2 separate regions of the Homo sapiens genome follow, and region 1 is linked to region 2. A link is an interaction called in ENCODE POLR2A ChIA-PET data of the cell type or tissue named here. Cell type or tissue: K562. All regions are shown on one strand. Each heading gives the region's core, and the rest is flanking DNA. Links, peaks and the distances in the headings are about the cores only.

Evidence for each region. Peaks named below come from ENCODE experiments on the same cell type or tissue, not always from the same donor. Only the 100,000 strongest peaks of a DNase experiment are listed, where the experiment ranks them.
Region 1: POLR2A ChIA-PET joins it to region 2 with 5 read pairs; 2 of 35 experiments call an interaction of 5 or more read pairs at or near these places.

Annotation. Positions count from the first base shown.
Region 1 is chr16:83,860,983-83,866,359 of GRCh38, forward strand. No RefSeq gene overlaps it. Among named protein-coding and RNA genes, the nearest start is that of MLYCD, 35 kb to the right of the region's middle. In K562, for the core only: no CTCF peak of the experiment used is centred there; a DNase peak (open chromatin) is centred at 2,899; H3K27me3 peaks cover 569 bases.
Region 2 is chr16:84,104,266-84,109,642 of GRCh38, forward strand. The region is part of intron 1 of MBTPS1 (membrane bound transcription factor peptidase, site 1); the gene reads right to left. Among named protein-coding and RNA genes, the nearest start is that of MBTPS1, 10 kb to the right of the region's middle. In K562, for the core only: no CTCF peak of the experiment used is centred there; no DNase peak of the experiment used is centred there.

The sequences.
Region 1 (5,377 bases), core at 132-5,131, 240 kb before region 2:
AACCCCCAAATGCCCTATCAAGTTCCCAGGTGATGCTGATGTTGCTGGCTTGGGACCACACTTTGAGGATCATTGTGTTGGGGGAATTGATCCTTATGGAATCAGTGTTAACCTTCAGAGAAGGCCATGTGATCTACATCGGGCTTTCCCATTGATTGCTCTCAAATCTGAATAAAAGATGCCTCTTCGTTACTCATGAAAAAATGTGAATCTGGAAACTGGATCCAGCTCATGGACAAAGCTGACAGAGAGAATGAAGACAGTGTGCAGAGAAGGAAAGACAAGGGGAAGAGGAAGGATTTCTCGTTCCAGCCCTGATGCCTGTTCTTTCTAAGGTTTGACCTCAGCTAATGAGCTGCCCTTTTTGCCTGAGGTAGTTTACAATGTATTTCTGTCACCTGTAACCAAGAGAATTCTGACTGCTACAGAAGGGCAAACAAGAATGCCAATTTATGAAGATACAATGAGGCTGTAACTGACAGTGGCCTCAGTGTCAGTAGAGTTTTTCACTGAAAGAGGCCAGACACAGTGGCTGACGCCTGTAATCCCAGCACTTTGGGAGGCCAAGGCAGGAGGATCACTTGGGCCCCGGAGTTCGAGACCAGCCTGGGCAAAATAGGGAGATCCCTTCTCTACCAAAAAAAAAAAAAATTATCTAGGTGTGGTGGTGTGCACCTGTGATCTTAGTTACTCAGAAGGCTGAGGTGGGAGGATCACTTGAGCCCAGGAGGTGGAGGCTGCAGTAAGCCGTGCTTGTGCCACTATACTCCAGCCTGGGCAACAGAGTGAGACCCTGTCTCAAAAATAATAATTTAAAAAATAAAAACAAAGTCTTTTGCTGAAAGAGTTTAATAGGGTTACCAGATAAAATTCAGATAAGAAATAATTTTTTTAGGGTAAACTATGTCCCAAATATTGCAAAAGATATACCCTAAAAAAATCATTTGTTGTTTATCTGAAATTCAAATAACTGTACATCCTGTGTTTTTGTTCAATCTGGCAACGTTAGCTTAGGAGCAAGGGAGACCTAGGTTTGCCTCTCAGCTTGATCACTGACCATGTGACTGCGGCCTGCATCTCCCAGGCTCCCAGGGCAAGCTGGTCTGGTCAGTGGAGAGGTCAGCAATGATTGAAGGGCAGGAGGAAGAGAAAAGCCACAGTGTTTCTGGGCCCATCTCTGACGGTGGCTGCCTTCCCTCCAGGGCCCCAGCTTCAACTGAACAGCCCACCATGGATCCTATTGGTACACGTATTGCTACATGTATCATATTGGTACATGTATCATAAAGGTACGTATTTTGACATTTTTCACCCAAGATCTGTTCTGTTTGTCTGAGACTCCATTCCAATGAAATCATACACTATGTACTGTTGGGATCTGGCCTCTATCACTTGGCATAATGTTTCTGAGATTCATCCATGTCGTTGCATTTATCAGCAGTTCATTTCTTTTCATTGCTGTGTGTATTCTGTTGTCTGAATATACCACCTTAAATTTCTTCTGCTGTTGGTGGAGACTTGGTTAGTTTCCAACTTGAAACTATTATGAATAAAGCTAGGAAGAACATTTGTATCCATGTCTGTATAGACACGTTTTCATTTCTCTTGGGTAAATATTTAGGAATGGAATTGTTTGATTGTAGGGCAGGTGAATGTTTTGTTTACAAAAGAAAACTTTCTGACCTTTTTCCAAAGAGTTTACCGTGCAGCGACACATGAGCATTGAATGTCTGTTATGACATGTATCTTAGGATGAGGCTACAAATCAAAATGGCTGAGATCCTTTCAAGTCCGGGGTTCTGTGCTTCTCTTGTAATGCCGGTGTTAAGTGTTTTCTAACGCAAAATTCCCCAGGTAATTAGGTATGCAGAAGGTGCCGAGTCAGCAAATCCCCCCCCTTTCCCAGAACTTCTGCAAAGATGAGGAATAAGAGGCAAATGCACTCACTGCAATGTTATATTAATACATTTAGTTCACACAGTTTGGGAAGTGAGCGTGAAGCTGCTAAGTTCCTGGTTGATGCTTGCTATGCTTTGCCTTTGTCCCCACCAAAATCTCATCTTGAATTGTAGCTCCCATAATTCCCACATGCCGTGGGAGGGACCCTGTGGGAGGTAATTGAGTCATGGGGTCAGGTCTTTCCCATGTTTTTTCTCCTGATGGTGAATAAGTCTCATGAGATCTTTCGGTTTTATAAAGGGGAATCTCCCTACACAAGCTCTCTGTTGCCTGCCGCCATGTAAGACATTCCTTGCTCTTCCACCATGATTGTAAGGCCTCCCCAGCGATGTAGAACTGAGTCCATTATATCTCTTTCCTTTATAAATTACCCAGTCTTGGGTATGTCTTTATTAGCAGCGTGAGAACAGACTAATGTAATGCCCGTCAGCTTTAGCTAACCTGTTAGACTATGGGAGGGGCCATGAGGAAGCACACCAGTAATATATAATCCATAGGAAAGCCTTCGTGGTACAACCACCCCACCTGTGCCTTTGCTGAAGACCTTTAGAGAGAGGAAGCCAGCCTTGAGTCCAGGACAAAGATCAGGATGCAGTGGCCCCCAGATTCCTGGTAGTTTGGAAATAACCAAAAACAACCCTAACAGCCACAAATTAAAATAGGGGACATGGTTCCCATCATGGAGGACAGGCAAGGCTGAAGGAGGAACTCAGACGACACCGTCAGGGTTCCTGCCAGCTTGCTTTCCTCCTGTTGGCTGTGTTTCTAAGCAGACTTCCTCTGGTGATCCAAGTTTGCATCCTCAGGTTTGGCAAGCTCTGTGCAAAGGGAGCATCTCTATAATAATATTCCAACTAATAGTATTCCAGTTGGGTCTCATTGGCCTGGCCTGGGTCACATGCCCATCCTTGAGCCAATCAGGGCCAGGAAGATGGAGTAGGCTGATTGGCTGGGCCTGTGTCATGTGACCCCCTTTTGTACTAGTGGCACAAAAATTTCACGTGCTGAGAGTAGGAGGATCCCCTGAGACCAGGAGTTCAAGACCAGCCTGGGCAACATAGCAAGACCCCTTCTCTACCAAAAAAAAAATGTTTTTTTAATTAGCTGGGCATGGTGGTAGCACCCTGTAGTCTCAGCTACTCAGGAGGCTGAGACCAGAGGATTGCTTAAGCCGAGGAGGTCAAAACTGCAGTGAGCCATGACTGTGTCACTGCGCTCCAGCTTGGGCAACAGAGCCAGACCCTGTCTAAAAAAAAGAAAAAGAGAATTCCATGTGCTGAGAGTAAAAGGGAGGATGATTACACCAAATCAACGTGCTGGTAGTGGGGTGAAGGAGTGAGCTGGGCCAGCAGAGCCTCCTACGTCTGCCACATCCTTTTGTCAGCCCACCTGATCCTATGCCGGGAGATATTAGATAATGAGGGTTAAAGCTGTTGTGATTAGCAAGACCTTAGAAAGGTAAACACTCAGGACATGAAGACAAAGCTGCCTCCATTTTTTTCAGTAGTATGTAAAATCAGGCAATACTCTGTCCGGTACTTTATAAAAGTTTACTAAATAGGATTATAAATATACAGAAGTCTCTTTTGAGATTAGTGAAAGACAAAAGAGACATATGTCATTGGGGAAATACTTCTTCTTTCCACTGCAGTAAAAAATGGGTAAAATAATATAGAATGAAATGCAAATACCAAAATGCATTTCTTTGTCAGCATTGTCATTAGAAAAGGCATAGAAAACATGGAACATTTGAAGAAAGTAGGATTAAAATAAATTATGCTGTGTGGAAGGTTTTTTATACAACTGGATGAGAATACATATTTTTTTTCTTTCAAAAAAAACATGTCACAGCTAATGGTATTTGCAAGATTTTGTTTCAATAAAGAAATACACAAAAGGCCACTTTTTCGTGAGCCATTAAATAAAAGATGTACCAGGGAATGCATATTCTCCAAAGTATATTACTTTTTAAATAGGAACACTGTTTCATGGAAAAGCGATAAAGTATAGGTTGTAATGGAATAAAATAGAGCTCAGGCTGTGTGTGTGTGTGTGTGTGTGTGTGTGTGTGTGTGTGTGTGTGTGTGTAAAAATATAGGCCGGGCGCAGTGGCTCACACCTGTAATCCCAGCACTTTGGGAGGCTGAGACAGGCAGATCACCTGAGTTCGGGAGTTCGAGACCAGCCTGACCAACATGGAGAAACCCCATCTCTACTAAAAATACAAAATTAGCCAGGCATGGTGGCATATGCCTGTAATCCCAGCTACTCAGGAGGCTGAGGCAGGAGAATCGCTTGAACCCGGGAGGTGGAGTTTGCAGTGAGCCAAGATCGCACCACAGCACTCCAGCCTGGGCAACAAGAGTGAAAATCTGTCTCAAAAAAAGAAAAGAAAAGAAAAGAAAATTTAAAGTATAATAAAGATGGCACCACAATAAACAGTAGATTGCTCAATAGATGGTATTAGGAAAACTGAGGCAAGATTCCTGTGTAACATTTTACAGAAAAGTGGCCTCCAGTGAATTAAGAGTTAAACACGAAAGATGGAACTATAAAGCCAATAGAAGAAACTTAGGAAAATGTCTTTCTGAGCAAAAACAGAGGAAGAAATTATCAAAAAACATTTTGAAGCATAAAGCATAAGGCAAAAACAATCAATGAATTTGACTACATCAAAATTAAGGCTTATCAGCTTAATGTGTTTTGGGGCTGAGACGTTGGGATTTTCTAAATATAGAATCCTGTCATCTGCAAACAGTGACAATTTTACTTCCTCTCTTCCTATTTAAATACCCATTATTTCTTTCTCTTGCCTGATTGCCCTGGCCAGAACTTCTAATACTATGTTGAATAGGAGTAGTGAGAGAGGGCATCCTTGTCTTGTGCCAGTTTTCAAAGGGAATGCTTCCAGCTTTTGCCCATTCAGTATGATATTGGCTATAGGTTTTTCATAAATAGCTCTTACTATTTTGAGATATGTTCCATCAGTACCTAGTTTATTGAGAGTTTTTAACAAGAAGGGATGTCGAATTTTATTGAAGGACTGTTCTGCATCTGAGATAATCATGTGGTTTTTGTCGTTGGTTCTGTTTATGTGATGGATTATGTTTATTGATTTGCGTATGTTGAACCAGCCTTGCATCCCAGGGATGAAGCTGACTTGATCGCGGAGGATAAGCTTTTTGATGTGCTGCTGGATTCGGGTTGCCAGTATTTTACTGAGGATTTTCACCTCGATAACTCATCAGGGATATTGGCCTGAAGTTTTCTTTTTTTGTTGTGTCTCTGCCAGGTTTTGGTGTGATGCTGGCCTCATGAAATGACTTATAGAGGAGTCCCTCCTTTTCAATTCTTTGGAATATTTTCAGAAGGAATGATACCAGCTCCTCTTTTACCTCTGGTAGAATTTGGCTGTGAA
Region 2 (5,377 bases), core at 75-5,074:
AGCCCAGAGGTTTGAGACCAGCCTGGGCAACGTGGAGAAACCTCATCTCTACAAAAAAAACATTAAAAATTAGCTAGGCATGGTGGCGCGCCTATAGTCCCAGCTACTCAGGAAGATTGCTTTAGCCTGGAGGGTTGCAGTGGGCCAAGAGTGCACCACTACATTCCAGCCTGGGTGACACAGTGAGACTCTCTCTCCACTTAAAAAACAAACAAACAAACAAAAAAGCCTCTTAAAACTTTTCTGCCTCAAGCTAAAGAATCTATGACACATGTGGGCTCCATATAACACAAATATAATTAAGTAATAGTACTGAGAAAATCTTAGACCTAACTGGGTTAAATCAACTTTAATTCAACCTGTTCTAAAATAATTCACTCAAAGGTAAAGACTCTTAGGTAAGAAATTTTAACACAGCCCATGCAGAAGAGATGGCTGATGTTCTCTTACAACTTAGGCAGGTACTTGCCTTTAAAAGAAATGAAAAGAAAGGATTTGGCGGTTTTCAAATGAAAAAAAGGCCAGGCGCGGTGGCTCACACCTGTAATCCTGGGTGTGATTCCACTTTAGGAGGCTGAGGCCGGCGGATCACTTGAGGCCAGGAGTTAGAGACCAGCCTGGCCAACATGGTGAAACCCCATATCTACTAAAAACCAACCAACCGACCCAAAAAAAAAAATACAAAAATTAGTTGGGCATTGTGGTGCATGCCTGTAATCCCAACTACTCCGGAGGGTGAGGCAGGATAATCGTTTGAACCCAGGAGGCAGAGGTTGCAGTGAGCTGAGATTGGGACACTGCAGCAGTCCCGCCTGGGTGACAGCGAGACTCTGTCTCAAAAAAAAAAAATAAATAAATGAAAAAAACTCTCTAAGGTAATCAGTTCTTCCCCAAATTAAAAATAATAATAAATGTGGGGTATGTGGAAAACAGAGAAGGCAATTATTATCATAAGACATTTTACCTTAACTCATTCATTAGATCAGGCAATTTTAGAATACTTACCAAGTTAAGATACTATCAGGTACTACAGAACAAACACGGACTATTAGCTAGTCAGGGCACAACCTTCCAAGTGTGATGTAGTTAAATTTAAGGACAACTAAACAAAATGCAGGAAATGAAAATGTGAAAGGAGAGGCAGGCATCCAGGCCACAGATGCTGAACTGACACACAGTTCTCTCCGGGCTGTGAAGAGGCGGCTTCTGCTGGGGAGGGGGCACTGCAGCAGCTCTGGAAGAATCTGAGCTCAGTAGCACTGAAAGATGGGCGTGAGGGAGGGAGGAGCAGAGCATCCCAAGCGTGGCAACACTGGAACCACAGGAAGACACAGATGTGCACAAGGATCAGCACTGCCCAGCCTGAGGAGGGAGGCAAGGAGGTGTCCGTCTAGCGAGGCTGAAAGACGAGGGGGGAAGAGAGGACCTCAAGCAGGTACACCCCAGCCAACAGCCGGAAATACGGACCTCTTCCATCCAATGGCAGTGAAGAGCACAGAGATAAAACACAGCCCAACGACGAGACTGCTGAGCTCCTGTGTTCACCCATCCAACTCATCTAGTGAGAAACTACTAAAAGCCAGGCACTGTTCTAGGAGTAGGGATAGAGTAATGAACAAAATACCATAGAAATCTCTGACCTCACGGAGCTTACCTTCCAGTGCAGGGAGACAGACCGTAACTAAGACAAGTAAAACATACAGTATTTAGCTGGTGATAAAAACTACATTTGGGAAGGAGAGAAAACAGCTAGGCACGATGGGTCACACCTGTAATCTCAGCACTTTGGGAGGCCAAGGCGGGTGGATCACCTGAGGCCAGGAATTCGAGACCATCCTGGCCAAAATGGTGAAACCCCACCTCTACTAAAAACAAAAAAATTAGTCGTGCGTGGCGACAGGCGCCTGTAGCTCCAGCTACTCAGTAGGCTCAGGCAGAAGAATCACTTGAACCCAGGAGGCAGAGGTTGCAGTGAGTTGAGATCGTGCCACTACACTCCAGCCTGGGCAACAAGAGCAAAACTCCATCTCAAAATAATAATAATAATAAATAAATAAGAAAACACAAAGAAAAGGAATATGACAAGTCAGGAGAGGGCTGGGTTTCTGCTACAGCACTACCTACAGCAGCTGCTGAGAAGGGGTCTTTTCAGTGAAGGCCTGAAGGATGCAGGAAGCTGGCCAAGGGTCTGGGGAAACAGGATCCAGGCAGTGGGAAAGCAAGTGAAAAGGCCCTGGGGCAAGGACCATTCCTGGTGTGTGTGTGAGGAAAGAAAGGCAAAGAGGCCAGCGGGAAGCAAGGGAAAGCCAAAGATGAAATCTGAGGAAACCGGGAGACAGCCCAGGGAAGGCCTGCAGGTCACAGAAAGGACTTCAGCTTTGATTCTGACTGGGAAGAGAAAGCATGAGGCAGTCCTGAGCACGTGTGGCTTGTGTTTTAGCCAGATCGCTCTGGCTTCGGTGTGGAAGGGGGCACAGGCTGAGGCAGGGAGCATCTGGAGGACTTCCGTACAAGAGCCAAGGGAGAGAAGATGCTGGCTTGGACCAGGGCGGGCAGGGGAGGTGATAAGAGGCGATGACATTACAGATACGAAGGCAGAAGTGACAGATGGGCTGTCCACCAGATGTGGGGGCACACAAGTGAGGATTCAAGGCAACACCAAGGCTGGTTGCCCGACTGGACCAGTGGTGCTTGCCCCTAATTGAGATGGGGAAGACAGCAGGAAAGCTGACTTGGGAGACACCAGCAGGAGCTGAGCTCTGAGCATGTTCAATTTCGGATGAGCCTCAGGGTCAAGGGCACGGCTTAGGGCAGAATCCCGGGCAATCCAGTACCTTTTCTTTCAGAGATGGCAAAAGACAGAGGGCACAGGAAAGTCAGAAGGAAACCAAAATCAGTGGGAAATAATTTGCAAAAGGAAGGTGGGCAAGCTGAAGAGACAGAGACCACTAGCTTAGTAACTGGCCCCTTCCAGAAAAGGGCCACACTAGTGAGCGGGTGAGCCTGGCCGCCAGACTGTACCTTACCAAGCCTGTCAACTCCAGCCCACCTGCTCTAGTCACCAAGCCACCAGTGGCTGGAAGGAAGGTGCCTTCAAGTGTAAAAATCCCATGGGGATGAATGATAAGGCTGGAAATGACAGGGACAAGGACACACCCCCTTGCTGTGTTTGGATCTCGTGGACTTGCTTGCGTTCCTAAAAGGTGAGCTAAAATCCAGGCTCTATCAAGACTATTTCAAAGGATTTATGGCTCAAAAAATATGGCAACAGATCCTGAGGTTTCTATAGTTTCCCAATCCTAGAATAAGGTGGTTTCAAAATATAAATTTCCTTTAAGGAAAACAAAAATGCCATAACGGGGGCAAGAGACCAGTAAATGATGGCAGAGGGACTGGGGTCCCCAAGGCTGAGCTTATTACCAACCCCCGAACTCCTGGGCCTATTTTTTTTTTTTTTGAGACAGGGTCCCGCTTGGTCACCCAGGGTGGAGGACAGTGGCACAATCATGGTTCACTGCAGCCTCAACCTCTGAGGCTCAAGTGATCCTCCTACCTCAGCCTACCAAGTTGCACGGACTACAATACGGCACTATGTCCAGCTAATTTTTTTTTTTTTTTTTGTAGAGATGGGGGTCTCACCTTGTTGCCCAGGCTGGTCTCAAACTCCCAGGCTCAAGATATCCTCCTGCCTCAGCCTCTCAGAGTGTTGGGATTATAGGCATGAGCCACTGTGTCTGGCCTGGGCCTAAAGAGATCTTGTCCCCACAGACTCACTAGACAAGTCAGTGAGGCTTTGCAAGCACAGACTGCACTTTCCAGGGTCTAATACATCTATTCAGCTGTGACGAATGGTCCCTCCTGGTTCTCACTATACAATGCAAACCCGATGGGCACACTTCCCAAGATGGGCTCACCACTGAGAGGTAAGCAGACAAGCAGCAGCAGGACAGGCAGACAGAGCATGCACACACAGATACAGACACACAAACCTAAGGAAAAGCACTGTTTTCTTCTTTTTAGATGGAGTCTCACTTTGCTGCCCAGGCTGGAGTGCAATGGCACGACCTCTGCTCACTGCAACCTCCAACTCCCAGCTGAAGCGATTCTCCTGCCTCAGCCTCCTGAGTAGCTGGAATTACAGGCACACGCCACCACACCCAGCTAATTTTTGTATTTTTAGTAGAGACAGGATTTTGCCATGCTGGCCAGGCTGGTCTCGAACTCCTGACCTCAGGTGATCCAGCACCTGCCTCAGCCTCCCAAAGTGCTGGGATTACAGGTGTGAGCCACTGCGCCCAGCCCAAGAAAAGCACTTTCTAAAGAGTGCTAACTCTGCCTTTTCTTCTTCCCTTCCTGAAGAATTCTGCTGAAGACAAGAAGGCAGGCGTTCATGGGAGAATGGCAGAAGCCCACTACAGGGTCTTAAGAGTCTGAGCGGAGTGAGGAAGGTATGTGAAGGGAGAGGCACCAGGTGAGGGGGTCAGAGCCTGGCAAGTGAAGAAGGCACCAGGCAGGCAGTGGGGTGATAGCAGTGAAGGTAAAACTGTTTGATCAAATAAATATTTTACATATAATGGGATGCGGCTTTCTTACTGTCAGAGAAGAAAGTTAGAAATATGAAAGAGAAAAAATAAATGAACCATTCAGTATCAGAACAAAATGATAAATGCTGGTCTGAATTTAAGGTTTTCAATACATAGACTAACAGATGTAGAAAGAAAGAAATCTAAGTGCACGTGTACGTGCTACACACATTTCCTAGCTATCTCCAAAAGGGTGTGGCAGCAGTGAAATCCCAACAGCAAGGAGCCCACCTACTGCCCACAATTGGTTCTAAATATCACTCTCCACTAAAAGAACCTAGGCTCTTTGGACAAAGAACTAGTTCCAGTCTGGGTACGGTAAGAACAAGATGGGTTTGGAACAGTGTCACTCAATGAGGAAAGGCTCACAGAATGATGGGGAAGTGTCCAAGGAACATGGAAGCCAGTTTGGTGGGGCCCCCACTAACAAAATCCGGGACAATCTGAGCATCACGATAAATAATAACAGATCCCAACCCGTGGAATAAAACAGGAAAACAGGAGTCCACAATGACATGAAGTTTGAAAAAGAATGAGATATTTACATCATGTCAAAATGCCCAACTGCCAACAAAATATCTCTTTTCAAAGGGAAAAGTCATTTTACAGTGGAGAAGCTCCACCAAGTTGTCCAAGGGAAGCAGTAATGGGACACACGGAGCCAGGTCTACGAGAGCAGATGCACTGAGAAGAGCCGGCATCACTTCTGGGAGGTTCCTGACAAAGATGCACAACCTGAAATCAAATCATGAGAAACATCAGACCAACCCAAATTGAGGGACATTCTACAGAAT